7 separate regions of the Mus musculus genome follow, and all the other regions are linked to region 1. A link is a loop called in an ENCODE intact Hi-C map of the cell type or tissue named here. Cell type or tissue: left cerebral cortex. All regions are shown on one strand.

Evidence for each region. Hi-C counts contacts between places; a loop is a spot of excess contacts. Peaks named below come from ENCODE experiments on the same cell type or tissue, not always from the same donor. Only the 100,000 strongest peaks of a DNase experiment are listed, where the experiment ranks them.
Region 2: it touches region 1 in a loop (2.6-fold over the local background); 2 of 42 quality-filtered maps call a loop at or near these places.
Region 3: it touches region 1 in a loop (4-fold over the local background); 9 of 42 quality-filtered maps call a loop at or near these places.
Region 4: a loop joins it to region 1, with 7 times the contacts of the local background. A loop is called at or near these places in 15 of 42 quality-filtered maps.
Region 5: it touches region 1 in a loop (2.2-fold over the local background); 13 of 42 quality-filtered maps call a loop at or near these places.
Region 6: it touches region 1 in a loop (2.0-fold over the local background); 8 of 42 quality-filtered maps call a loop at or near these places.
Region 7: a loop joins it to region 1, with 2.3 times the contacts of the local background. A loop is called at or near these places in 3 of 42 quality-filtered maps.

The regions. Positions count from the first base shown.
Region 1 is chr3:148,986,172-148,990,171 of GRCm38, forward strand. It overlaps a transcript of Adgrl2 not described here. Among named protein-coding and RNA genes, the nearest start is that of Gm30827, 11 kb to the right of the region's middle. In left cerebral cortex, a CTCF peak has its summit at 1,688; DNase peaks (open chromatin) are centred at 338, 812, 1,122, 1,300 and 6 more places; H3K4me3 peaks cover 4,000 bases; H3K27ac peaks cover 2,955 bases.
Region 2 is chr3:147,090,734-147,094,733 of GRCm38, forward strand. No RefSeq gene overlaps it. Among named protein-coding and RNA genes, the nearest start is that of Gm29771, 3.4 kb to the right of the region's middle. In left cerebral cortex, a CTCF peak has its summit at 2,030; a DNase peak (open chromatin) is centred at 2,036.
Region 3 is chr3:146,993,023-146,997,022 of GRCm38, forward strand. No RefSeq gene overlaps it. Among named protein-coding and RNA genes, the nearest start is that of Gm29771, 100 kb to the right of the region's middle. In left cerebral cortex, a CTCF peak has its summit at 1,519; a DNase peak (open chromatin) is centred at 1,576; H3K4me3 peaks cover 640 bases.
Region 4 is chr3:149,443,873-149,447,872 of GRCm38, forward strand. It overlaps Gm30382 (a long non-coding RNA gene), which reads right to left and starts at 1,727. Exons shown (of 3, transcript XR_001784032.1): 1 at 1,230-1,727. It overlaps A630039O03Rik (a long non-coding RNA gene), which reads left to right. Exons shown (of 6, transcript XR_376220.3): 1 at 1-1,248. In left cerebral cortex, a CTCF peak has its summit at 1,641; DNase peaks (open chromatin) are centred at 804, 1,353 and 1,589; H3K4me3 peaks cover 1,933 bases; H3K27ac peaks cover 1,045 bases.
Region 5 is chr3:148,858,638-148,862,637 of GRCm38, forward strand. It overlaps Adgrl2 (adhesion G protein-coupled receptor L2), which reads right to left. Exons shown (of 24, transcript NM_001081298.1): 4 at 1,790-1,801; 5 at 96-896. Among named protein-coding and RNA genes, the nearest start is that of Adgrl2, 94 kb to the right of the region's middle. In left cerebral cortex, no CTCF peak of the experiment used is centred here; DNase peaks (open chromatin) are centred at 2,124, 3,086 and 3,439; H3K4me3 peaks cover 716 bases; H3K27ac peaks cover 591 bases.
Region 6 is chr3:148,912,997-148,916,996 of GRCm38, forward strand. The region is part of intron 1 of Adgrl2 (adhesion G protein-coupled receptor L2); the gene reads right to left. Among named protein-coding and RNA genes, the nearest start is that of Adgrl2, 40 kb to the right of the region's middle. In left cerebral cortex, no CTCF peak of the experiment used is centred here; DNase peaks (open chromatin) are centred at 2,245 and 3,430.
Region 7 is chr3:148,921,225-148,925,224 of GRCm38, forward strand. All of the region lies in intron 1 of Adgrl2 (adhesion G protein-coupled receptor L2), which reads right to left. Among named protein-coding and RNA genes, the nearest start is that of Adgrl2, 31 kb to the right of the region's middle. In left cerebral cortex, no CTCF peak of the experiment used is centred here; a DNase peak (open chromatin) is centred at 1,594; H3K4me3 peaks cover 930 bases; H3K27ac peaks cover 556 bases.

The sequences.
Region 1 (4,000 bases):
GCACCCCAAAAGATAGGCAACAGAGACTATCCTAAAACAAAAGGTCACCGTTTTCCTAGGAACAAACCATTTATCAATAGAAAATAATTGTCTTGCCATCTGCAAGGGATCCAGAGCAACAGACAAAGGTTTTTGGTTCACATAATTACAGAACAGTCAAAGTTCGGCCGCACAGCCTGATCCCTCCTTCCAGTTTGCACCCTTTACAATTCCCATTGCCCTTTGGGCCTCGGCTTGGAAGCAAAAAGGAAGACAGGCTGCAGTTTTCTCAATTGAGCTGAAGCTAAGAAACCTTTGATATGCTAATCGCCCCCTTCAAACGGTAAGAATTCACACTTGCATTAATTCAAACAATTTGTGCAGCTTGTGAAATGGCACCTCTTTTACAGCGGAGCAACAAAAGGGGAGATGCGAGCTGTCTGAAGGAACTCAACAACAGAGCATGCGTTTCTGGGGATTCCATCACGCACCAGTTTACTGGACGGTGCAGGGAGGTAAGACAAAGTTCGAAAACACAACCGAACTTAAGCAGATTTTCTTAGGAGTCTCTAAGGATATTCAGTAAGCATCAAAGGACACTACATTTATAGTTACCTTTGGCTAGGCTCGAGACAGTTCTATCCAACCTTGATGCTGTCACGGTCACCCCCAAAAAACTTCTGTATTTCTGTGGACGAATTAGTACCTCTTTAGCGCCTGCTTCTTAAGGTTACCCGCCATGGACCCTGACTTTGCAAGGGAACTCCCAGCAGGCAATCATTGCAAACGGGCGTGCCTTCCTTCAAGGTTAGAGCTAGAGGTATGCAGCGTCAATTTGGAGGGGCAGGCTCAAGACTTAGACTGCAGAGGGAGAAATGAATGAACCAACTGCTGGGAACGCGACACCTCTGGAGATGGGGAGCCAGCAAAGGGAACTAGCGCCGGGAAAATGCAGAAGATAAAGCAGCGGGGCAAGTGGGGGGGTGCACGGGGAGGGGGGGAGCTCCTTGGAAACCTGGAAACCTGGTCTTTGTAACAGCAACCATCTGGTTGGTGCTGAGGCTCAGGCGCGCCCAGGCTGCATGGAGAAGCTAAGCAGCCTGACACCTTTCGTGAAGCAGGAGGAAAACATTTCCTCCGTCTGAGTCTGAGAAAGCACGGTTTGTATCTGGAGGAACGGAATGAAGGGGCCAGGAAAGGGGGAAAGGGAGAAAAGAGGAAAGGAGGGAGGAGGAGGAGTCCCCGCACGCCAGGGAAGGGCTATGCTGGGCAGCGCAGGACGCTGCTTTTAGAGGACAGGCTGGACCGAGGGCTCCAAAACACCCAGGCACACGCACGAGCCTCGGCCTCTGCTCGCAGACAGTCCCGCACTCGCTAAGGCCTCCAGCCCTTTCTTCTAACCCAAACCCTGCAGTTCAACGAAAGGAAAAAACTTTGCTGGTCCCAAGTGCAAGAGTCCCGCATACTAGGGACTCCTTCTCGCTGAGGATCTCCCCCGTCCGTGTGGCGGAGTCTCGGATCCAGAAGCCCACGCCCGCGACCCCAAAGGTCCCCCTAGCCTCGCGCTCCTCCCACGACTCCTTCTCCCGGTTGCTTTCAACCTGAGGCTCGCGCCAGACCCAGCAGAATCCCCACCCCAAAGGCAGCCCGGAGCCCACGCCCCTTAACTTCTGCTGCAGGCCCAGCGCGGCCCGCTGCTGCCCTCTCACTGCGGGTCCGGGAGCTTCTCTGCCCTAGCTCTGGCCCGCCTAGTCCCAGGGCCCCGCCACCCTCGGGCTCTGCGCCCCGCTCCCCTGGCCCCGGCAGCCCACCGCCCCTGATCGAGGCCAGCCTCTGAACCCGCGCGGCCACATCTGGCTGTGTTTTGCTCTCAACCTCGCCTCTCAGCACTACCTGACCAACAAGAAACGACGGCCCGCAACAACTCATCCAAGCCCTCCCCCACTGCCCCCTTCCCAGGGACTCGCTCTCAGCCACAACCCAGGGACTAGTCCCCGCCAAGCCAGGGGCCCAACACCTGGAGCGGGACAACCTCGAGTACGCACTGGACAGTCCCATCCCCAGCTCTACTGCGTGAAGGACCAAGGGCACCTTCCGGTCCCTATTAAGATTTTTAAGAATCGCCCCCCCACCACCACCACCTTTAAAATAAAAAGCAGGGTTAGTCTGGAGCTGGGTCGCAGACCTGAGCTCCCGCCTTCTCGGTCCCCAGCAGCCAGCCTGATTCCCGAGAGCGTGACAATAGCCGCACGCGGCCCGGCTAGCCGGCTGCACCGCACAGAGTTCTGCGGATCGATGTCGGCGGGAAGGGTTGCGCACGAGTGGCCAGCGCGGGTCTGTCCCCGCGACACGGCCAACCTCCGAACCGTCAGCCCCATCGGGAGGTGCCCAGCAAACAGGTCTCCGAAGCCAACACACAGGCACATTGTTGGCGCTTACCTCGGTGTGCGAGCGCGCCCCGGGGGAGGGCCAATCTGGCGCGGGGAGCCGCGCGGGGACACGGGCGCGAAGGAAGGGCCGAGGCGACCGGCGCGGGGTGCTCCTGCTGGCTGAGCGCGCGCGGGGAGGCGGCGGCTGGCGGGCCGGACACGGCGCCGCGCGGCTCTTCGGCGTGTCCTCCGACTCGAGTCTCCACCGCCGTCAGCCGCCGAGTCCAGCCAAGCAGCCCAGCGGCCCGGGCGGCTGCCGGGGGGCTAAGTCAACATCTTCCCGCAGTTTCCCACACGCCGTTCCGCGACCCTGGGGGCTTTGCCCACACACGCGCGCGCCTACCGCTGCACGCTCCCTCCGGAGCCGGAAAAAAAAATCAAAAATCAAAACCAAAAGATGCGGGGGATGAGAGAGCAAGGCTGGCGGAGGTGCGCCGACTCCGGAGTCCCCTAGCCGCGGCGGGAGTACGGCCGCCGGGGAGCGAGGCCAAGTCCGTCAGTCAGTCCGGAGGAGCCCGGTGCGCGCGGGCAGCGGCGGCAGGACCTGCATCCGGCGCACGCGCCGCCCCTGCGGCCTGGGGCACGACTCTGCCGCCAGCCCTTCCTCACATGTCGGGTCTCCCGGGCTGGGGGGCGGGAGAGGGGGCGCCCGGCGGATGCAGGAGGTGAGGAACTCGGGTTCGGGGAGAGCGACGGGAGGAGCGAGGAGGAGCAGCGCCGCTGCACAGCCGCGGAGGGAGGCCGGTCCCCTCAACAATCGCTAAGAATCCTCCGGTAAGCTCCCGATGGCGCTCGGGCACCTCTGCGTGCGGGTGCGCGCGCGCGTGTGTGTGTGTGTGTGTGCAAGTGTGTGTGCCTGTGAGTGCGAGTGTGTGTGAGCGTGTGTGAGCCGGGAGAGAGTGAGAGCTAGAGAAGAGCAGGGAGAGCAGGGAGCGAGAGGCGGGGAGCCCGAAGTCCTGACACGGACTCAGCTAGGGCTGAACTGGAGTCACCTCCTGCCTCCTCCTCCTCCTCGTCGTCGTCAGTCCCCACCCCCAGCCCCCTCAGCCCAGGACTGCTAATCATATAAACATATGAGCGCGGACCGCGGCGCAGCATCCGTCTCTCCCTCCCTCGTTTGCCAGCCAAGAGGCTTGTGCAAACTCCAAAGAAGAGAGGCAGCTGAGTACAAAACGCGGAGCAGATAATCTAGAACTCATTGCGCCCAATGGCCATTTTCCACTCCATTGGAGCAGCTGCGGCAGCGGGGCGCCCGAGCGCAGGGAAGGAGCAGGAGGAGGAGGAGCAAAGGGGACACACTTACAAGCGATCTAGCCTTTCGGGTGGCGGTGGCGACGGCCGAGCAGCCGCCCCAAAACTGGCCGGCCGGGGCTCGGCCCGGTGGGGCGGCCGCAGGGCTTTCCGGGAGGCGCTGGTGGCGGTGGCGGTGGCGGCGGGGGACGCGCGCACGGCCGCGGAACGCGCCCCAGAGGCGCCCGCGCAGGCTCGCGCCCCTCCCCTCTCCTCCCCCTAGCAGTCGTCTGGCGTACCTTCCCCAAACACCCCCAGCCAGGTCCGGGGGTTCCTTATCCAGCATTCACCCTCTGCACCCC
Region 2 (4,000 bases), 1.9 Mb before region 1:
ACATGAGGGACTTTGAGGCCAGCTTTAGCTACATGAGACAGTAACTCAAACTACAATAACAACGATCTTCTCTGTAAAATCTTGTGGTGGAGAGACAAGTCCTAATAAAAATCCACGTTTTCTGCCTTTGCACACAAGATAATCCCAGATTACATTCATTTCAGAATTTGTACTAAAAGCTCCCCACCCCCAAGACTGTAACTGTCTTTGAGAACATTCTAGAATTTAGCAATGAGCATGGTTCAACTGTGACTCAGGGCCTCATGGAGTCCTGACCAGTGGGAAGGGGTGGAACCAAATCTGAAGTTAGCTGCTAATTCTTGGGATTTGTCAATAGGGACAGAAGAAACAGCCATTCACGGCTGGATTGATGTTTATTTCATTTGAGGCAGGGTCTCTAGTAGTCCAGGCTGACTTTGATTTAACTGTAGCGCAGGATAGCCTTAAACTCCCAATTCTCTTGCTTTCTCCCTTGTGCTTAGACTTACAGACTTTGACCACCACACCCAGCTTTTGATTTTTTTTTTTTTTTTTTTTTGTATTAGAAAATGTACTTTCTTGGTCAATAAGGAAAAAAAATACTAGTTTTGGTTATCAAAAGTTCTTTTCTGTGATGTTAAAGGAGTGTGGGTCCAGTTTCTTTTTTATGGTGTCAATAAACTAGTGGACGTGGCGGCAAATCAATCCCACAGGAAGTAGTTAGAAGGGACCAAACACAACCTTCACTGCTGACACAGGGCCACTTTCTTCACTCGGAAAATGACCCTGAGGTGAAGACGCCCTTTCTGGTAGCTGGCAATGTCGGTTTTTCCCTTTTCCCCAATATTTACACAAAAATAAACTGTCCTACTTAGATCACATAGAGGTGTTTCATTAGTTGAGTCTTTGCCAGGTAGCATTATAAAATTATAAACAACACTCGGTAGTAAACTTGAAGAGGAATATTAATAAATGATTAATTTTTAATAAGGGAAGCTGCCAGGAATGTTTTAAGGAGAGATTTCCTATACTGAATCCAGCTGAATTATGTTAATGAATTACCTATCTATCTGACTTTGATATTTGGGAGGTCACTTCCTTTTTCAAAGCCATAGACAGGTTTAAAGACGTGTAATGAAGATTATTCTTTGAAGTGGGTTTCGTTACCGCTCCCTTAAAAACACAGAGAATGAATTTTCCACCCAACTTGTTTTTTTGACTTTGAAATCTCTGAATGTTTACACTTTATCCGCAACATTACATTATTATTCCAGTTAGAATTTTCCTGACCGGAATAACTTGGTGTCTTGGCGAGGGACGTTTCTATGAGGGCCTGGGTGCTCACATGGCGATCGGGTAATGAGGGCCCTGTAACTCGAGTCAGAGCATGTAATTCTCTTCCTAGGTTGCTCTCCAGCTAGACTTTTATGACTTTAAGTACTTCATGATCAGTAAATAATAAATTCAATTTACCAGATAGAAGTTTTGTCACTTAGAAACACTCACTTGGAATATATATTTCTTAATTGGCATCAGTGGCACATTTCCCAGGAAGCATAACAAAACGGATCATTTAATAGATGCCCAATCTCTCCATCCATCTATCTATCAGTGCGGTACATGATGTTTTGACTTTAATATGGTAATTATCTCAGGCTGACTTCAGAGCAGGAAGCTGCCTCCCACACAGCAGTGCTTAATTACTTTAGACTTCAGCTTGCCAAGTGAAAAATTGACTGTTTTTTTGCACATTGCATGGAATCGAAATGATTTCATTGTCATTTCAGCTGAGATACAGCCTGACATCTGCATAGAATCACGGCAAAGATAATGCAGAATTTCTCTGAAATTCTAAAATGGCCTGAAAAGCTGCCTTATTTTATTTTATTATTATTTTTTTATGAAGCTGCATTTCGTTTTCAGAATGTTAATGAAGATCCACTTCATATCCAGAGAAGCAAACTTTTAGGAATTCTCTTCTGCAGATGCCTGGAGTGGCAAGTCAATACATGTCTGTGTTAGCTACAGTCCAATGCCTGCTCTCACAATTAGGGGGCAGAAGAGCAATTGGAATTGGCGTGGACTGTAATTAGCAAGGAAAATGGTTAGCTGGGGGTGTTTAATCAAATGAAAGTCAAAAATGGTAGGGAACTGCATTTTTGTGTAGATTTTGAAGCTAGACATTCTTAAGATGAAATTGTCAAATAAACCCAGTCTGGCTTTGTGTTGAAATTCATCAAAAATGGCTTTGTTTGCCTCCCTTTCTGATTGCAACTGTCAATCACTTGTCCTTAATTGAATAATTTGCACGATACCAAGAGCAGATTTTGTGAACAAAATGTCCAAAAAAACATGCGGTAGAGCGAAGAAGCAAAATCATAAGGGAAGGCGTTAGTGTACTGGAGCAAATCGCAGCCAAGCTTTCCCGATGGCCAGAAGCACACCAGGAGTAGCAATGACACCTTTGCCATGTAAACCACAGGGGAAAGTAATTAAATTTAACAGAAGCTGCCCTTGATTTAAAGCCACAGGGGAAGTAATTAAATTTAATAGAAGCCACTACTTCTAAACAAAGATATATGGTATTTCTATCACCGAATGCTACCCCTGCTACTTGTGCCTATGGAGTCTAGTGGTCTGCCTTGAAAACCAGATCCAGAACAAGGGCAGGGCATGCTTTAGGGAACAGTCTGAGCTAGGTTTCTAGGAATGAGGCTCACTGGTGAAGTGCTGGTCTAGTGTGCGTGAAGCCTTGGGTTTGATCCCTAGTGAGTCCTTGGGTTTGATCCCTAGTGAGTCAAGCCAGCTGTCTCAGAAATTCAAGGCCATCCTTGGCTACGTCATGGGTTAGGAGCCAACCTGGGATACATGAGACTCAGTTTCAAGCGAAACACAAACCGAGCAATGGGTTAAAGCAATCTTTAATCTGGCGCCAGCACTTCCAAGCTACAGTTCAAGAACTGGGGCTGCCCTCCCATGGAAACCTAACCACACCAGTATTCAGCTATAGACCACAGGAGATCTGGTTGTTTGGTTGTTTGTTTGGTTGGTTTTTGTTTTTGTTATTTATTTATTTTTTTCAGAAAAAAAGTGCATCAACCTAGATGCTCATCGTCTGTCTGTCTGTCTGTCTGTCTGAACTTGGAAGAGTGTCTATCACTGAAGCTGCCACGGTTGCCCCCTTCCTGAACTGGTCCAGTGTGTCCTCCCTTTGGAAGAACCAAGTTCTCCTTGTTTAAGTCAGCTGTGTGCCCTTGACATCTTAGCCTTGTGGGCCTGACTACAGAAACTCTCTTCTTTTTCACTCTGGGTAAGCTCAGGTCAAATGAGAGTTGAAGAGAGGTAAGGGGTTTCCAGAGCCATCCCTCTGTGATACATGGTGGAGGTGATACTTGTGAGATACGGTTGGGTTGTTTCTTCATCATGCCTGGCATCCTGTGTGCACCTGCCTGGCATCCCATGTCCTCCTGTTTGACTAAAAGGATGACTCATCTATCTATCTATCTATCTATCTATCTATCTATCTATCTATCTATCTATCTATCTGTCTGTCTGTCTGTTTTTGAGAAGAACTTCTCCAACTGCATATCTTTAGGGCTTTTTCCTAAATCTCATACAAAGAGACCTGGGTGCAGTAGCTCACCCGTGCAGGCCTAGTACTTAGGAGGCTGAGGAGGAAGATACAAGGCCAATCTGGTATGTATATTGAAACACTGACTCTAAGTAAATAAATAAACCATCAAACAAATAAGTTATAGTTTGACACATTAGAACACTGTATAACATCTAACTTCACATAGGACCAAGAGGTCCACCGCAGCTCTGGCTCCTGTGGTTGACCATAGAAAATAATTCCTGACTATTTTTACAGAGTCAGATTGGAAGACATAGCATTGATAGGGGAGGAGAAGTATAGATGTCTCCCTGAATTTAATATCAACAACAACAAGGGGGTGGGAAAGGGTAGGGGTGGGGGTGGCCTGCAGGAGCAGCCTTGGGAATTGTTAAAACTCAGGGCGGG
Region 3 (4,000 bases), 2.0 Mb before region 1:
TTTCCCAAATTTCCCAGCCTCTATTATTTTAGAGAGCTGATGTAAGACACCGAGACAGAGGAGATGGCTCAACATGAGGACTAGAAACCCATAGGGACCAAGTGGGGGTGGTGGACTGTCTCTAAGTCTAGCCTTAGAAGAAGGCAAGAGAGGATCTCAGAGCAAGATGGTCTGTAAGACGAGCCATGCTGAGGGCTTGATTTTGATTGAGAGATTTAGCTTCAGTGAAGGAGATGGAAAAGCTGTGGAAGATGATTTCCAAAGCCAGAGCTGGGCTTCCACACACATATACACAAATGTGCTCTCTCTCTCTCTCTCTCTCTCTCTCTCTCTCTCTCTCTCTCTCTCTCTCTCTCTCTCCCTCCCTCTCTCTCTCTCACACACACAACATGCAACTCATACATATAAGCATGCACACACATGAGGAAGGGAGGGAGGGAGGGAGGGAGGGAGGGAGGGAGAGGAATGTAAAAACACAACCTAGTGGGGATAGATTTTGACTTAGGGAGAGAACATGTTACTTGCGCACAATTTCTTTCCTGACAATGAAGCATGTAGACCTGTTTGATTTGTGCTCGTCTAAAAGCAAGGGGCAAAGGGGCCTCTTTGTGGTTGTACAACCACGAACAGTTATACCGTGTTTCATCCGGAATGGTGTCTTCTAAGAAAGCTTTTCCTCGGAGTTTATAGCCATTGTGCTTAACAAAAATTTGCTAATTACAAGTTTTCTTTGGTAAGAAGAAAATGTCTCCTTTTCAGACCTTATTATATATCTATAGATGCGTTACTAAATGCTTAATAACCATTTCTGCCCATGATATGCATGTTTTCTCTCTCTCTCGCTCCTTTCTCTCTCTTTTTCTGACAAAATCCTTATTTAAGTGTTTGCTGATTTATATCGTGTTTATTAGACTCCTACCATGACAGATTTTGTCTGACAGAATTATGGTATTGAACATAGAGTTGGTGGACACTGTACACAGCTAATTCTGGCAAGCTGGTCCCAGCTGTTTCCAGCTCAGCACTGCTCCTGAAATGAAAACTGATTATCACAAAAGGTTTTGGGCTTCTACTTATGCTTATCCAGTAACAATTTCTTGCTCTGTAATGGATCAGTTTTTTCCCCCCTATGAAATAAAGTGGACGAAGCACTTAGGAGCCTTGCTAAGGCTCCACCTTTCGGCGATCGTTTCTCCAAGACCACGCGGTTAGGGCCTTTCCCGCGCCTCCCTTTATTTGGTACTCGGTTTATTACAAAATGGAGTTTCCTGGAGTCTATAAATGAACACATTGGCGTGTATACTCCCATTGGCTTCGAGTCACATCAATTTAGAAACCCAGAATTATTTCAGGCACTACTAGCTGTTCTAAGGTTAGCAATTAGCATTTTTAATGTGTGCAAACGGCACCGAGAATGCGGTATCCAAACAGACTGTTTCTCTTAACAAAAAAACCCGCTTTTGAAAAAGTTGGAAAAAACAAACTCCACCGGCAGTCAAGTCGAACAGTGCTCCTCCTTCGCCAACAGAGAGCAGCATACGCTTACGTTACAGAAAGGCCTGCCTATGGCGCATCCCTCAGAAAGCGCTTGAAGCCCCACGGACACGCCTGTTAAGAACCCATTTCTTTACCTGCTCTGAACTTGATGGAGGAGGCGCTGTGATTAATTAGGGGTACATTAAGGCTGTTGATAAGGCATCCTATAGCCATCGAATTTTGTCTTTAGATATTTTCTGTGCACACTACGTCTCTCCACTAGGTTTTCACTTCTGGTTTGCATTTACGAGTTTCTAAAAATTGACATTGTTTTGCTTGTCAGAAATGGCTTTCAACGGGACACATTTTCTCCATCTGGTATAACAAAGTTTAGGGGGTGGGGGTGGGGCAGTAAAAAAGGAAGAGTTTTAAACGTGAGAATGATGGCTTTTAATTTTTTATCTTGTTTTAAAACAAATGACTGTATATAATATCCCATTTTTGGAAAACAATGTAACTGGAAATCTTAAGATGATTTCGATACTGTATTAATTTCTTTTCTGTTATTGGGATAAAATACCCTAATGGAAACCACTTATGGGATGAAGAGTTTATTTGGGCTTACAGTTCCATATCACATCCCTTGGAAGACACGGCAACAGGCAGGAAAGACCAGGCTGCGTGGGGGAACGGGAACCTGGAACAGGAAGCTGTCCAATCACACAGTGCAGGACGCCGGAAGCACAGGGACAATAGCAAATGGGAGGCCAGGCATTGAAATCTTGACCCCGCCTCTGCAGATGACATCCTTCTTCTAGCAAGTTTCTATTACCTTTCCAAATAGAACTGCTGGCTCGGGCCCAAGTGTGCAAACACGAACCTGTGGCATGTTTCCTATTCAGACCATAATGAGCATTGCTAATGTAAGGCTGATTTTGAATATAAACAACAGACACACAGAGACAAAGTTCGGAGCTGAGACGGAAGGACTCAGAGACTGCCCCACCTGGGGATCCATCCCATAAACAACCACCAAACCCAGACATTATTGCATATACTAACAAGATTTAGGTTACAGGACCCTGATATAGCTAGCTCTCTCTTGTGAGGCTATGCCAGTGCCTGGCAAATAAAGAAGTGGATGCTCACAGCCATCTACTGGATGGAACACAGGGCCCCCAATGGAGGAGCTAGAGAAAGTACCCAAGGAGCTGAAGGGGTCTGCAACCCTATTGGAGGAATATGAACTAACCAGTTCCCCCAGAGCTTGTGTCTCTAGCTGCATATATAGCAGAGGATGGCCTAGTCGGTCATCAGTGGGAGGAGAGGTCCTTGGTCTTGCAAAGATTATATGCTCCAGTACAGGGGAATGCCAGGGCCTGGAAGCTGGAGTGGGTAGGTTGGGGAACAGGATGGGGGGAAGGTACTGGGAACTGTCAGAGGAAACTAGGAAAGGGGATAGCATTTGAAATGTAAATGAAAAAATATGTAATAACAAAACAAAACAAACAAACAAACAAACAAAAAAAAACCGGACACTGGAATAAAATGGCAATGCCGAGACTTGGCATGGATTCTGAACTTTTGAACAATTAATTATAATTAACTCTAATTAGCAATTTTGCTGGATTTTGTACATTAATATTAGGGAAAGCATTTTCACTTAAGGGTTTCATGTTCTAATAAAATGCAACGTCTTTAGGTTGTAGGGACGAAATATTAAACCCATATTATTTCTAGACAACAGCAGGAAGGAGTTGCTTGCAATGCATTTCAGTTCAAACTGGGTAAGGTCAGATCTTAAAAAAAAACGTCAGTAAGGAATGACTCACCACACTTTCTATGGATTTGTAAATTCATTAGTTTGACATGGGAGGAGGTCATGAGGGAGGGAAAAGAAGAAGGAGGAGGAGGAGGAGGAGGAGGAGGAAAAAACTCCTGATTAAAAATATGTGTAATCTGCATTTAGAAAAACGTTGTGTAATTTTAAATGTAGAGAGGGCAGAGTGTAGTTGAAATACATGTAACTAAATTATATCAATTAAGATGTATTTTTAAAGGTGTTAGTAGAAGTTTCTGTGCAAACTGTAGTCTACTTCCCAGAGTTTGTGTTGAAAGGTATGCATTAAGAATGTCCATCCAGATTGGTGAGGTGGCTCAGTGGGCAAAGTCCTTGCTGCACTAGTGTGATAAACTTGGTTTGAATCCCCAGACATATAATTTAAAAAGCCAGGGGGCAGAAATGTGTAAGGGCAGTAGTTCTAGGAGTAGGTGGGAGGTGAAGAGTGGGGAATCCCTAGAGGCCTAAGACAGCTTGCCTGGAAAATGTAGCAAACGACGGAGACCGTGTTCAACAAAGCCGAGACAGAGGTCAAGGCTGTTCTTTCACCTCTACGTGCACATGGTGGCATCTGTGAGTCTGCGCTCACATAGAGGAACATGTACACACATACACACACAGAATCAGAGATAAAAAGGCCAGTGTACCAAAGAGACATTTACTCTGGGCTCTCTAACAGCCTGG
Region 4 (4,000 bases), 460 kb after region 1:
CCAAACTCTACTAACTACAAGTATCTACCTAGAAGATAGAGTCTGAAATTTATGACATCAGAATGATTGGGTATACCAGAAAACATTTTTTCCCCTTCTTTTCAGGACTGTCAACTTTGTTTACTGTTTATGTTCAATTCTATCTCCTACAAGGGATTAAATATCCTTGTCAGAGCCATATGTCAAAATGCAAAATCATATTAACAAAGAGTATGTTCAAAGACAGATGACATTTATCTCCGTTGCAACTGGAATGTTCTAATTATATTTGTACTAATTCAAAAGATTTTTTTGAATTTGTAATTTCATGACATTTTGATGTGATTTAAAGTTAAAATGACTATGGAATGATTAAAATATTATTACAAGTCACTTCAAGGAAACACAGTTGAAGTATTACAAGCTAAGGGATTGCTTTCAGAAATAAGACGTATATTGTACAATCTATTAACCACTTCCACACATTTTTAAACCGAATATAACCATTTGACTATTGAAATCATTCTTAAATAACGATCTCCACTGTGCTATATACATGGCAGGGTTTAAAGAGCCCCTTTACAGTAAAGTTTTCTAAAATACGATTTAAATTTAAAAACAATACCTACCAGCACGTCTAACAACAGTAACGGAATCCAACTAATTGCAACACTTCTGCATAGCCTAGTAATTTGTGAATTGTGCAGAATAAATCTATTTGACAGGCCAGTTAGCAATAGAGCCTCTAGCATGCTGCCATGCCGCAGAATGAAGTAAGAGCTACCGTTTTCTCGCTGATGTCAAAAACATTTCAACAGTTAAATTTTTTTTTTCTTTTCCAGAGAAAATGCTGCAAGAAGGTTCCAGGTTCAGGCAAACAATACACAGCCACCTTCTCACGGTTGAATTTTACACTTGGCTGTAATTGGCAGAAGTTAAACCATCTAAAGAGGTTATTATTTTTTTAAGAGGGAAAACTTGATAGCCAATTGTATTTCTAGGTTAGAGAGTAGACACTCTAATCTTCCTTGCTTGGTAAAACTGAAGCTGGCTATGTGGAAAATAAACATCCAAATACCCCCGCACTTAAACAATTGCACCTACACCGTTAAGTAACAAAAGCCAGAGACACCTGGAATCACAGCATTTGCGCCCTGTGCCAGCAACAATGTAACGCATTCCAGTGACATTTGACAATGAGCAGACAGAAGAGGCATTACACGCGTCTTTAGAAGAATCAGGCTTCCTACCTTCAAGAGACAGATGGAGGTAAGTTCCTTTATAAGAAAAAGTTGTAAGCAAAACCAGGCAGCAGTTGAAGTCAATTGAGTCCTTTCTGCTACTGTATACATACAGCAGTTCTGCAATAAGGGGAGAGATAGAATGGGAGGAGCGGCTGTGAACGAGTGACCTCCTCAGGCTGAGTCCTCTCCGGGAACCACACACTGACAACCAGTTTCTGATTTGCATGGATTATCTCCACTTGACCAGATCCTCCGCAGATACATTTAAAAGGAGCTGGTACAATGGTTAAAATGATGAGAGAGAGAGAGAGAGAGAGAGAGAGAGAGAGAGAGAGAGAGAAACAGACACGAGATCGCAGAGCGTGGATAAGCTGGGGCGTGCAGAATTGTGTCTCAGAAGAGCTACAGCTCCCTCTTCATGCCACAGTTGTAAGATAAGAAATGTTGTCATTACGAGCTGGTTAATCATAGTGAGAAATAGAGCCAGCTTAGTCCGAATGACACCTGCTCTGATTTCTGTGGACATTTTATGAATCTTCTTATATTGTCAGTAGGATTTTAGAGAGTATAACAGAAATATTTTACTAGTATCCAGGTAAACAAATTTAGACAAAGTACCAGTTTTGAATAAGATTAGTGCTTTAATTTGAATGGAGTAGCTGACAAGGGAAGAACATAATTTGCTGAAAGAAATATTGATTTGAATGGGAACTGATCCCTGGCAACTTTTAACATTACTTGCATGTATTCCAATGCAAATAGAAAATGATAATCTAATATTTATGAATAATTGATTGTCTGAAAGAACTCAAATCTGCTGCTGAAAAGAGGTTGTTTCTTTAAATCTCTTTAAATAACTGTTTTCATATTAATTTTCTCCTATGCTACAGATGTATCTTTACATATATAGGTGTTATTCACTTCCCCATTTAGCATCTTCAGAGAGATTGTCTGGTTGGTTATAGATTCATGTTCTCCTTTGAAAGCTGAGAAAGGCAGGAGAGGGTATGATTCTAACTTTTACGAGCAACAGCCACTTGGCAATTCCACAGAAGATCTGGAGCGAAGCGGGGGGGATGTGTTTGAGTGAGTTAGTATGAAGCCTGCCTTGTCTCTGGCAAGAAGCAGCTGCAGAATGCCCAACCAGTCACACGATTAGGCTTCTCTATGGAAAATCGGTAAAACCAGCTGTTGAACCAAACTGGTCACAGTTATGAGGAAGCTGGTGTTGACATGATATGAGCCAAGTGACACAGGTTAGGTATCTTTCAGTGCTAATCTCTCAGCATAAACACACAAGCATTTACAGAGGGCAAGAGAGATCTCCCAGCATCTGCCCTGTTGCTGCTGTTGCTGATGCTGTTGCTGATACTGTTGCTGCTGCTGCTGCTCTGTCTCTCCTGTCAGGAAAGATACTCTGTGACTGACGAGATGGACACATGTGATACTTTAAAAGAAACTGTCAAGGAAATGATAAGGAATTTCCATGAGACTGTAGAAGATTAGGGATTTTGAAAGTGGGCAGACTCAGTGGAAGTAACATTGTTTAGGAGACCATTGCTCATAAGTACTGGGTGAAGACAACAGTTATTTTCTGACATTCTGTAGTCTGATTGTTATGTGAAGGAATGGCTCCTTCCACTGAGTTCCTTTTTCTTCTTTCTTTCTAAATATCATTTGACTACAACTTGTAGATAACTCTGACTGTAACATTATTGGGGTCTTAATACCTTCTTCAGGCTGCAAGCTCTTTGAGTCAAGAACTGTGTAGGTCATAAGCCCTTTAGGACACTTCTCCAGGTAGTCTGAAAGTTCTGTTTATCTAGTTTAGATATTTCACACAATTCTTTTGGTAGAAAATAGATTGAAATTACTGGCCAACTACACTAGTTATTCCTGTAATACCTAGAGTCAGAAATTATTTCTTCCTTATTTTTATGAAATAAAGTAAGGATAATATAGGTGACATGCCATGCACAGGATAGAAAGGCCAGTAGTAGTTGGGTCTGGTTGTGTGTTTTCATGAAACCATGATGTTACATGCCTCCTCCTTGTATTGGGAACATCTTCCTGAAGGTGTTTAGAATTTGAGTTGTAACCTTTTGGTCACCACTACTGACTTGGAAAATTACCAGTATTGTGAACATAGGCATGTTGCTTAATATTTGTAAAAATAGGGGTAACACAATGCCCTCTCTTATATCACTGGCAAAGGTAACAAAGATGAGGTACCTGGCAAACATCTACTCAAGCAGCAGAATCAGAATCTGTTGTTATAATTATTAGAAATCTCTTTCCATTGAGTCAACATGCCTGCCTCTGTGAAGTGTTAGTATGGTGCCCATTAGATGCAGAAAGCAGAGAGTTTCTTTGTTTGTCCTTGGCTCTTTTCTGTTCTTTGAGGGAGACTCATTCCTGGTCCCTGACAACCAGAAGGAATGGCATCTCTACCTTTTTATAACAGACAGAAATAGAAGCACGCTTCTCAGGAGAGCTGGAGAGTGCGTTGTGGCAGCAGAGCCAACCTTCTGCACAGGAATAGGAAATGGCTGGTGTGGTACAACGTGAAGGGCACCCAGAAGCTCTCTGGTCCAGAAATATCTCCCCATCTGTCCCCTCCTATTCCCTGAAATGCCACCATTAGGGGCTCGTTTCTGTGTTTTACTGGCTTTCCATTCTTTTTTTTTTTTTTTTAACTGCACACAGAGTTTGCACATTAACACATTTACACTTGAGTGATACGTGAGTTCACAGTAGTTTCACTCGTTCTATCTGAG
Region 5 (4,000 bases), 130 kb before region 1:
AAGAGAAGAAGACAAACTATTGGGAAAAATTCTAAAATCCTTTGAAAGTAAGCCATTCAGTTAATTCATAAAGAACTAACAGCAAGTATTCTTACCTTGGGCAGGGTCAGGAGGACCAAACTCCAGGGAATACCGTAAAATGAAGTTATTGTTCCATACGTAGAGTTGGTTGTCTCTTGGATTATAATCCACTGCAGCAATATACTGGTACTGGTTGGGAAAAGGAACGTCCACGTACTCGCCCCGGCTTAGTCGCGTGTTGTAGATGTAGTCAATGGTGTTCTTGCCTGCTTCGCTTTCATTGTCTTGGTACACTGACCTGACCACATAGAGAACCCCACATATCATGAAAGCATTGGACGCCGCACGCTTGTCATACGCTGTCTCCCAGGTTGCCTCGAATCGAAGAGTGTAAGGGTTGAGCTGGCTGATCACGATCATTCCATTGTTCTGCTCCGTGGCATAAATGACCCATAAGCCGTTCTCATCCACTGCGAGGTCAATGTCTGTCTTCCCACCCCATCTGTAGGGTGACGTATCGTGGTAGTTGGCATAGTTGATGATAGCCTCGCCGCTCTTGATTCTAGTCCTCAAGTCAAACTTAACAATGTTTCTGGTTCTTTCCTTGTTAAAGAAGACGGCTCCATCATACACCACAAATCCAGTACCGTCTACTCGGTTTGGAAGTTTGTATGTTGTTGTCTGGCGGCTGTTTTGAAAATCTTCTAAAGAGGCATATTCTATTAACGTATCGGTGCGGTAGGGAGTCCAGGGCATAAAATAAATTTTATCTGCAGCCTGAAGGGGGTCCTTGCACCAAGCCCCTGACTTCTGCTCAGCTTCATATATACATGGTGAGTCCACAATTGCTTTCAAGGTTCCAGGACACACAAAGACTAACATCACAGAAAAAAAAGACAAGAAGCGAATACAGTTAAAAAAAAAAGACACAAGTCATCGCATTTACTCACAAATCAAAAGAGGAAAGTCCATTTTACCCAGCATTCAATCTTTTAAAATTTATACTTTATACACACTAGCCTTGTTTTCCAAAGATGTCCTAGTCAAGACACCAGCAAACATAGTGGCTGGCCTTTATTTTCACAAACACAAACCTATGTATAGAATGGCTCACAGCTAAGATAAAATTTAGATTTCTGAATTGTGTTTTTATCTAATAATTTGGGAATAAATGCATCAAAATTTGGAGCCTGTGCTCATGAGTGGATGAGTATTTTGTTTTAATCCAAACATTGACTTCTAAACCTAGCCCACCTTCACCACCTCCCACGGAACAGAGCTGACAAGGCAGAGAACTCAAGGCAAAGACTTATTTTGACCGTTCTAGAGAAGTTACAGGTGTTTCAGGTTGGAGACTATCAATTTGAGGAGAATGCAACCAGGAGCCGAGAGAAACCAACACAGGGGATGCGTGATGAGATGAGCAGGAGCCCCTGTAAGCATGGCATGCTACGGAGAGGGTTCTGGAAGCCAGGCAAGAGGACACTTCGATAACAAGAAAATATCCAAGGGCGTCAGAGAAAGAGACAGAGGGTAGAAAAGAAACAGAGAGGGCAGCTCCCCTTCGCCGACTTCAGAATTTTACCCCAATCGCCAGATTTAGCGGCCATACAATTTCATTGAGAACAGCTGACGCCTACATGAAGTACATTATGAGGTCCTGCCGATCATTGTAATACAGGAGTGTTGCGGTGGGAGGGAGGGGAGGAGGGTCACATCCATAAGGCACATAACAGGGAGCTGGGGTGAGACTGTAGACATTATTTACCTTTTTGCTCCACTTCTATTTTAAGCATCGGAAGAAAAATAAAAAAAAAAGTGCAAGGGAAAAAAAGAAAAAAAAGATTAAAAATAAATTGACTATTAGTCTAAGATTGAATTCGTAATAGATGCTAAATATAGGAAGAATAGGGGTTGTTGTACTACTTTGGATAAAGAGAAACACAGGAGGACCTAGCAGGAGAGAGATTCTAAAGTTACATGGAAGAACACGGATCAATCATTTTAGTAGATTAAGGAGGCAATACAAAGACGTTGGCATGCTGTTTCACTTAGTGTGCCTGAATAAGTCATGAAACGCCTCACTAATGCAAGCTACATGTACTCGGGGCTTGCCAAAGTCACCCTGCATTCTGACCCGGCTCTCCTTTATATACGTACACTATTGACATAATAAAAGCATGCACAGGTGTGTCATCTCCATTGAGCTTAATTATCAAACTGACTCTCATTATATATGCATGGAAGGAAAATACATCTGTAAGGTTCACAACTTGGCTTTGGAGTTTAAGTCAAATTTAATAAATTTTGAGATGGCTCCATTACCACCCAGACATATTTAGATGAGTAAAAAAAAAAAAAAAAAAAAAAAACCTACACAGCCATGCATCTCAGTATATTTCAATTCTTTTCTATTATTTCCTATCTAGAAAAATGTCTTAATCATTTAACAAAATGCTCCCTTTCCAAGGAGTATATCAATCTCCCCTCGCCCAATAGATTTTGTAATGGTAAATAACACCCGTTAAATATTAGCAAATCTACTTAAGATTACATATAATTCAAACTACAAATTCTAATTAATTTTCTATATTACATATACTATATATTATCAAATTTGCAATATTAAGTCTATTAAAAAAAGTAAGCAAAATACATACAAGGGAAAAGCAAGCGCAGGTGGCAGGAAGAAAAAGGAAGAAAGAATTATGGTTAGCTTCTTATAACATTTTTCTACCATCATTTATTAACATAGAAAGCAAGCTAGCATGCAACAACCATCATACCCAGCATTCACGGCAAGTACCTCGATCCACAGACCCCAAGAAAGAGAAAGGCTTTCACGGGGCAGATCTGGCCAGAGCAGGACACGGAGGTGAGGGCGAGGGCGAGGGGAAGCCCTAAGTGGTTACCAAGGTGAATGGCACACTAGGGAAAGTGCCAAGAAAATTCTCATCAGCAGGGTCTCCAACAAGAAGGGCCACGCTATGCAAGGGCTTTGGAGTATACTGCCTGTGTGCTACGAAATAACTCCACTGGGTTCCGTCCTCTTCCCTCGCAAAAGGCGACACTGTGTGACTACCGATTACCCAGAGTGCACTCTCACGTTTTATTACAATCTCAGCTTGATTACATTTTTTTAAAAAAGAATTATAAGTATTCATCAAGATAAAACAGGGATCCTCCGGAACTCCTTTGAGAGAAACATCACACAAATATTTTTTTAAAAAATATATATATTTTTTGCCATGGCAACAGCATATAATTTCTAAATTAAGCCACAACCTACAGTCTATTTAAGCACTTCCAGGAAAACACAGTGGCTCTGATCTGTGTGATTCTGACTGCAGGAGGGAAACACGTGGGGCTCAGGAGCGTTTTGGAAGCAAGGCTTGTTTATGGAGCACTCGGTCCTAACACCACTCCTCCATAAGGAGCTCATTGTACCTGCTCAGAATCAATAACAGACAGGCGTGGTGGACGAAGGGGACAAGAGAGGTTGTTAGTGTCCAGGCTGCTCACTCAGACTGAATTTATAGACAGCTGTATTGTTCCTTAAGGAAACAACGACTTTACCCACATAAAGCAATTACGTATAAAGGGTGCGAATCACGCTTCGAACGATGCTGACTTACAGACAACAGAATTTTAAGTGCAATTAAAACAAGTGAAAGAATTGTCCATAGCATCATCCATTCACTAAAGATTACTGCATTATTTTTATCTGATGCAGTAAAAGCATAGAGCAGTCACTGAGCAAAACCTAAAACAGAAATGTTTTCACTTCTTTATGACTCAGGTCATACGGTGATAAGGAAGGGAGGATGGGTAGGCATCAACATTATGCAATTTAGAATCTAAATCAAAACTGAGAGAGTACATCCAAAAGTCATTTTAAAAAAACTAAGTAAAACCTTTGATGATTGATGAATGGATTTTCAAAAAAGGAAAAATTTCCATATAAAGATTTTTGTAAAAT
Region 6 (4,000 bases), 73 kb before region 1:
GGAACCTCTGCTTTGTCGGAGGCCAAGGGGCTGTTGTTATTATGTCATTAGTAAGGACTGAGAGACAGCATCTCCCAGAAAAGCCCCATTTCCTCGATGGAAAGTGTTCCCTGCGTGACCCGTGCACATTCTCACAGAACTGCACCTGACACCTCCTCTGGCCCTGTTTAAGACACCATGAGTGTGGGGTGGTCTCCATATACACCTGAACAATAGTCACGGGGCATTCGCATTTGGAAGAGATAAGATTTTTATGGAAATCTCCTCGATCCTTAATTAAATCACAGGATGAGTTTTTGAAGTAGTAAATAATAAATCACAATGAATCCTCAAACTGGTTGTCAAGGAAACTACTTTGCTTCTGGTGTAATTGCTGTTGTGCCCATTTGCCCTCTCCGCCACTGAGCCTCATCACGCATTCTGGTCAGAGACTGAGAAAGTAGCTTTTCTATTCCTCTCAGGCAATCATGTAACATGTATTGAGCTTGACTGAACAGGGCCATGCGACCATACAAACGCTGAATCCAAGGCCTTTCCTCTTCTGTCTGGAAGCAGTAATTAACTAGAAAGCAGTATATGACTAGGGAGACTCAGTTACAAACCGCATCCGAGGTGCCATGGCAGCTCTCAGCAGCTCTGTTTACAGGATGGTTTTCAGTGGTTTAAAACTTAAAGATCAGAAGAATTATTTGCGAACCGATATTCCCCAACGTCTCAGAAGCTAGGTGTCAAGGCTCTTTGGTTTCTTTGAAGACAGACTCGTGAGGGTTGACGCAGCCCTAGGTGAAATGAAGTCAAAGAGCAAAGTTCCTGCCAAGTTGTTTTCACCAGCTCGACACAGCTTCTCCTTCACCAGTCCCTCCTCAGCTCTAACCAACTACACTGCTCATTTGGGGATGAGAATAATATAAAATCAAATCCTGAGATGAACCGGCAGTGCTCCTGTGAACTGCACACACCCCACACTGTCTTCTGTTGTCAGTGTTCCCATGACTAGGGTCACAATAGAAGACATCTGCTTATAGACTTCATGCAATTGATTTTCAAAAGACCTCCTTAGTTCCCTGTGTGCTGTTATCTTGCGGACATTTTTCAGTTCACCCCACTGATAACTTCTCACTCCTTACGTTAGCCATGATTAAGAGGTACCAGAAATATCAGCCATGTGATTTGTATCCAACAAGCAGATGTTGAAAGGCCAAAATTATATTCATCAAAACAATGTCCTTGGTTCAATGTTTTCATTCTCTGTACACGCATACCAGGCTGCCCACTTACAGGGCAGGTCTGCTCGCTCATCTGTACAGATGTTGATAGCTTCCCAATGGTGGATGAGAACAAGCAGACAATGTGTTTACCTCTTTCCAATGCATGTTTAGTCTGAAAACATTCGATCTACTTTTGTTCTCTATATGGCACATTTTTTTCACTTTGTATTTATTTATTATATAGTTACCTTCCTATCTATCTATTTATCTTTCTCCTATCTATCTAACTATCTATCTATCCATTTATGATAGGATCGTCCTATGTACCTCACGCTAGCCTCGAAGTTGTTATGTAGGGCAGGCTGGTTTTAAATCTGCAATCCCGCAGACTCAGTGTCTCAAATACTAGAACTACAGGTGTGTGTAACGTCACGCATGACAAATTCTTCTATTTGCCATTTAAAAATAAAACTACAGAGCAATAAATTGTATGATTTTTGAAACAGCAGGTCAAAAGAATTAGAATTACATTTTATTTTAGGAAAGCAACTTCTGTCTGCACGTAACGCTGGATAGACAGGAGAAACATTCTTTAAAAAACAAAACAAAACATGAATCATCATGGGATGCTTATGGGTTAGGCTGTGAAGAAAGTCGTTTTATCTGAAAATGGAAAGGGGATTTAACAATGTAAAACTTGTATGATATAAAGACTTGCAACTGAAGTTGCTTTTTTAAAATATTTTCATTTTGACTTGGTTTATTTATTTTTCTTGTTCCAAGTAAGAGCATGCGTGTGTACATGTCTGTCTGTCTGTCTGTCTGTCTGTCTCTCTCTCTCTCTGTGTGTGTGTGTGTGTGTGTGTGTGTGTGTGTGCGCGCGTGCGAGCACCTCCCAAGCCTCCTACCCTCCCACACAGCCTTGTGATTTTCCTGCCTTTATTCAGCCAGAGCTGTGTTGCAAACATACATCACTATGCCCAATGTTATGACATTAATTCTGAACTGGAATGTACTATTCAGTTTGGTTTTTTAGAAAGCAAGGAAAACCTCCATGTTACTTGGCACAGAATGCACAGAACGAAGATGTGGTGATCATGGAGAAATTAAATAGCTAATAATAGAAAATTATAAAAGTGAGTTGGCTACTCCAGCGCATATAAACAAAGAATGCCGTGCTCTCAGGAGAATGTGCAGGGCTTTCATTGGGTCCTAGGTGTCACCAGGACCGAATCTCATGGTCAAAATTTCTTGTTTAAGGATCTGCTTCCTGGTTTTACTTGAAATGAATGAACTCACTCATTCTTTGTAAAACCAGTCTCTGTACAGGTTCTTGGACACATCAATGGTAGCAGGGAATTCATATTTCTTCAAAATGCTTCAGTCAAAGTTTGGCTATCTGCACATCAGACTGAATGGAAGCAGTAGCAACATTCCTATTGACTGGTGCAAACGTGTAAACTGACTACTGCTTTCTGGCCTCCTAGGTTTTGAAAATGGCTTAAAACCCAGTCATTTTTGATACGGTAACAATATTCAATAGTTTAGGATGTCCTGTTTTTCTCTGCTGATGCTCTGACATGAGAAATGTATCACTCTGTAGGTACACCACACGTGGAGCAAAGGGATATGCCCCATGAAACCCTTTCTCTCCCAAAGAAACAAACTCTACCTTAACTTGGGAAGTTAATTATGTGCTTTCGTTTCACAAACCAACCGCTGTTGCCAGCTGCATTCTAAATAGGAGTAAACAGAGACAGTTTGAGCTGTCAACAAAAGACATAATTAAGTAGGAAAGACGCTGTCAATAAAACATGGCCACATGTAAAACTCTGGGAAGCAAACAGCGCCAACCACATTTGGATTACACAGTATAGTCAATACATTCCTAACCACTAAATAACAGGGTTCGGCAAGAACAATCTGGAAGGAGAAAGGGCTTCGAGCATGAATGTGCAAAGACAAGATATTGAACATGAGAAGATTAAAACCCATTGTTCCCTCCCTTCTCCAGACAGGACTCTACAGGAGAGGAAAGAGGCAAGATAAACAATGTGCCTGCCTGTCTTTCCAACTCTACTCATTTCCAGAAGCATCCAAGAGATCCGTCCTCACAGGCAGTGGGTGTCCAGGTCTTAATTACCTGCTGGGACTGCCTGAGCCGCTTCTGAGGAATCTCCTGCACTATGAGCATGCAGTACACATTTTTTCAGTTCAAAAGGAAAGAGGGAAGACACGCAGGCGTCCTCACCCTACCTCTCCCACGCATGTTTACAATGTTTCTAATTGTGTCCTTTCCCATCTGAGCAGTCCTATCTGGACTGAGAACATGACTAATCTTTATACTGTTTTAAATGGAATTTTTTTTTTACATCAAATTGACTGGAAATAATGAAAGGGCTTGAACTATGTGTGATAGTTAAAAATAGTATGTTCACCACAAACAACCAAAAACAAAAACAAAACGAGCAAACAAACAAAAAAACTAAGTAAATCAAAGTTGCCTCAACTATAGTGAAAACAGAACTAAAAGTCAAATATATTAGAGAAAAAAGTCACAAGTCATGATTTCCGAATCTTCAATTTTCTCACACACATAGGAGGAGAGGAGGAAGAGGAAGAAAGAAGAAAAGAAAAGAAAATCAGTTAACTAGTTCTACAAATCTTACCTAGGCTACAGGCTTTTCATAGGACATGTCCAAAAGCCAAGAAATAGTAGTTTGTTTACAACACAGGTGGCTGAGAGACAGCATAGTCCCTAAGGATAGGGAAAGCCAGGGAACACACACAAC
Region 7 (4,000 bases), 65 kb before region 1:
TTGAGCAAAAAGGCATTTTAACTTTAACATTTTCAGAAACCTAAAGTTTTAAGTACACTCGTAGGGTTCCATTGCCCCCTTTCCTTTGAATTCACATAGCAAATGTATAAAACACTGACTTTCAAGATAACATTAACAAGCAAATACTAATGAACAATACCAAGTGGCCCATCTCAGCCTTATAAGGAGACCGCGCCTATGGAATGAACAAGTTTGGGGAGGTGGGGGGGGAGGGGGGCACTCTCAGGCTGTGGGAAAAACACAGCTTCTCTTTCACTTTAAACTCCATCAAGAATTCTATTTGTAATTAATTTTATTAGGAGGAAGATGCAGAGGACCCCAAGGTCAAAAACTCCATAACTCTGTGTTGACTTTTACCTCTAAATTAAACTCCATTAGACTGTTTTACCCATAATCCACTCGTGATCCGAAAGGTGGAACTGACTCTATGAAGCAAGGCTCACTTTGAATTTTCAGGTTCACGTATGATCTTTGAAAGGGCATGAGACAGTGCACAAGACAACAATCTCAACTAATTAAGTTCTTTCCATACAGAGCACACAGCAAAAGTGGGATGGCCAGGTTATCATGCTCGGATATGGACGGGGTAAAACAGGAATCATGCTTTTGTGGTTTTGAAAGTTAAAAAGTATAACTCTTTTTCATATTCTTAGGGGGAAAAAATTATCTTTAATGTCACCTAAAAATCTAGCTTTTCGTAGTTACCGACAGAATTTACCATGGTTTCATTTTGTACCTCCACGTAAATTAAAGAATTTGTACATGTTCCTCCTGGCCTTGATATACAGCCATCAGAGGGAGTGTGAGTCAACAGTAAATGTTAATACTTGACTCATGCATAACTAAAATATAACATTATTTCCTGTAACTTCCAGGAAGGGAAGGTCTTCACTCTTAAGAATTCCGTGAGTCCATATGGAGAGGGAAGAAGAGATAATGTTATATGTCATTTGACTGTAACCTCTGCTCCAATATTACTAGAGTCGCATTCACAGAATGCGCTGTCCGAACGTCCTGCAAACCAAAATACTAAATAAAATGTATTCGTTCTGGCCTCGTATAAAAGAAATTCCACTTGTGAAGCCATGCAGAAGGCAAGAGCTAGGCGAGTGGTTCTGTCCTTGGACGGCCTCCCCACTGGACTCGTTTGCGGCCATGCACCTTGACCTTCTGCCTAACTGGGGTGTTGAAGGAAAATGAGATCTTTTTCACACTTTAGTCAGGATTAATTCAACACTGTCAAAGCATTTGTACAGCCTCATATTTAGAGACATCAAAAACAGTAGGTACAACGATGGAATCTTCTTTGAATTACCCAGTGATGACAAATAGTCATATAATAAAACAGGAGGAGGCGAATGGTAATCCCGGGTGACAGGCAGCTGTCAATCAGAGATCCCAACACTCTGGTGGCTCCCTAACTGGAGCTCACGCAGGACAGATTGTCAGCTTCATTTCTATTCAGAGGCAGCCAATCACAGGGACTCATTTACATCTCTCCTTTTTCCCTACAGCATGTTAACAGCAGGCGGTCCACCCATACCATCTTTGAAATAGGTAGGTGGCTCAAAATGCCTTCAGATTTCAGTCAAGAGCCGGAATTAAAAATAAACTGGAGCTTCCGTGTCACCGTTTTCTGCTCTCAGAGAGTAAGCAGAGCGCGTGCGCATGCGCGGCTCCTGTTTTAAGAGGGGCCTCCCTGCCGAAACCTGCCTCCTTTAACCCAGGAGCTTTCTCAAGAGCTGAACATCACTTAAGCTCACGTAGGCAAGAACAAGCAAGACATTTTAAGTGTTTTGGACTCTTCTGTAACTTCACGTGTGCTTACAACATTACTTAAGCTCACGTAGGCAAGAACAAGCAGGACTTTAAGTGTTTTGGACTCTTCTGTAACTTCACGTGTGCTTACAACAAGCTGCACACACTGGCATTAAAGCCCACCACAAGGGGAGGAACACATGTTGCTATTCTGACATTACCTTAAAGTAAAAAAAAAAGAGAGGGAGAGACACACACATGAAAATAACCCTGTCCAGTAGACAATGGTGCAAACTTAATGCTACAAAATACAACGCTTTCCAAAAGTATACGCCTCCAAGACACAGAGAATTACAACGGTTTAGTTAGCCCCAATATTCAGTGTGGCTACTATTTGTGTAATAAATTATCAATACAAAAATATTACTGGCAACATTCAAACATTACAGAGTTAAATCAAAGACAGAGGTTTAAAAACTGACAAGCTTTTCTTGGAAATGAAAAAGATGACTGCCTTTTCCAGGCTTATAGACTGAAATCAGAATTTCCCGGGAACACTGGTCCCACAGCTACAGAAGCAAATTTTAGTGAGTTTCCTTTGCTCTGTTTTGTGGTTTTCATTGCAACTGTGGTCTTGGACATTTCCCTTAGGACAAAACTGGTGGGAACAAGCCAATTTACATCTTAAACAAACAAACAAAAAAGCTGAACTTAATTTCTAAACAATAGTTCTTACAGTGTCATCATCTGGTGACAAGTTAATACTTAAAATTTATTCAGAAGTAAGACCTACTGAAAGAGTTATGAATTTACAAGACTCTCATTTATCCACAACAGCCATTTATGCTGACTTCTGACTAAATAAATATACCATCAAAAAAGGTTATTTATTGGTGCCTTGACTAGCTAGTATCAAAAATTAAGACATACAAAATTTACAACATAAGTTTATTCAAATAATAAAATCAGTCTATTAAAAATTTCACAAGCAGTAAAATTAAAAACCAAGAAAAATGTTTCTATGCTATACTAACATAAACAAAATACAGATTAATACATTTCTGTATAACACCAGTAAAAATTACAAGTGTGATTGTTTCATAGTATTCCTTGCAAGCAAAAATATCGTTAAAATAAGTTGTAGTTTGCTGGTTGAGCATCTATTAAATATGCACAGAATTCAAGGGTTCATCCTAACATCTCAAAACAACCCAAAACCAAGCCAACCAAAAAGAACTTTCAATAAGGCTGATTGATATTACATGATAAAATGTGGTTTACTTTGTATGTCTTATTTGAAAATAGCTTTTTGCTATTTACAATGTTACCTTCTGAAGTCTTATATTCAATTAGTATGTGCAGAGATGTTTCAAGAAAAGATAGTACCATTTTTATACAATTCTAAGAGTTGTTTGTATTTAAAAAAGCAAAAGCACTGGCTAGACTTGCGATGACACAGACACTGCTAAATTAGAGGCGCATGGAGCTGCAGAGAGCACTGGATACTCTTACAGAGGGATCCACGTTTGGTTCCCAGCGTCCTCTTGACTGCTCACAACCATCTATAACTGCTGTGGCAAGGACCTAGAAACCTCTGTTTCCCAGGGCACTTCATACACTCTGTGCTTACATCCAAGCAGAGCACTCATACAATAGATAGACTTTCTGAATTAAATCATTTTTGAAAAGCAATACAAAGGGGCTGAAGAGATGGCTCAGCGGTTAAGAGCGCTGGCTACTCAATCATAAGGATTGGAGAGTCTGTTCTGGCACTCACGTGACAAGCCTAGCTTCCCACAAGCACAGGCAAGCCTGGGTCCCAAGGATCCCACGCCATTTTCTGCCCTTCTCCGGGGCACAGGTGCAACCATTTGTGCATGTGCTTGTCTGTATAGCCCTTTCCCCACAAATAAATCAAGAAAAGGAATCTTAAAAAAAAAAGATTTAAGGAATTCAAGTTTTCAATTTAGATAATTAGGAACATGTGAAAGCTTTTCTACAGATCTTCAGTTTTAACCAGTATTGAGTTACTTCCAAAGAAAAAAAGAAAAAAAATTAAGAAAGAAAGAAAGAAAGAAAGAAAGAAAGAAAGAAAGAAAAGAAAAAGAAGAAGAAAAAAAAACACACGCTATTCCCACTATTCTCTACATTTTCTGCTCCTATGATTACAGCTTATGAACAGACTCCTCTGTTGGTGTGGATGGAATTAGCCATGAGTAGC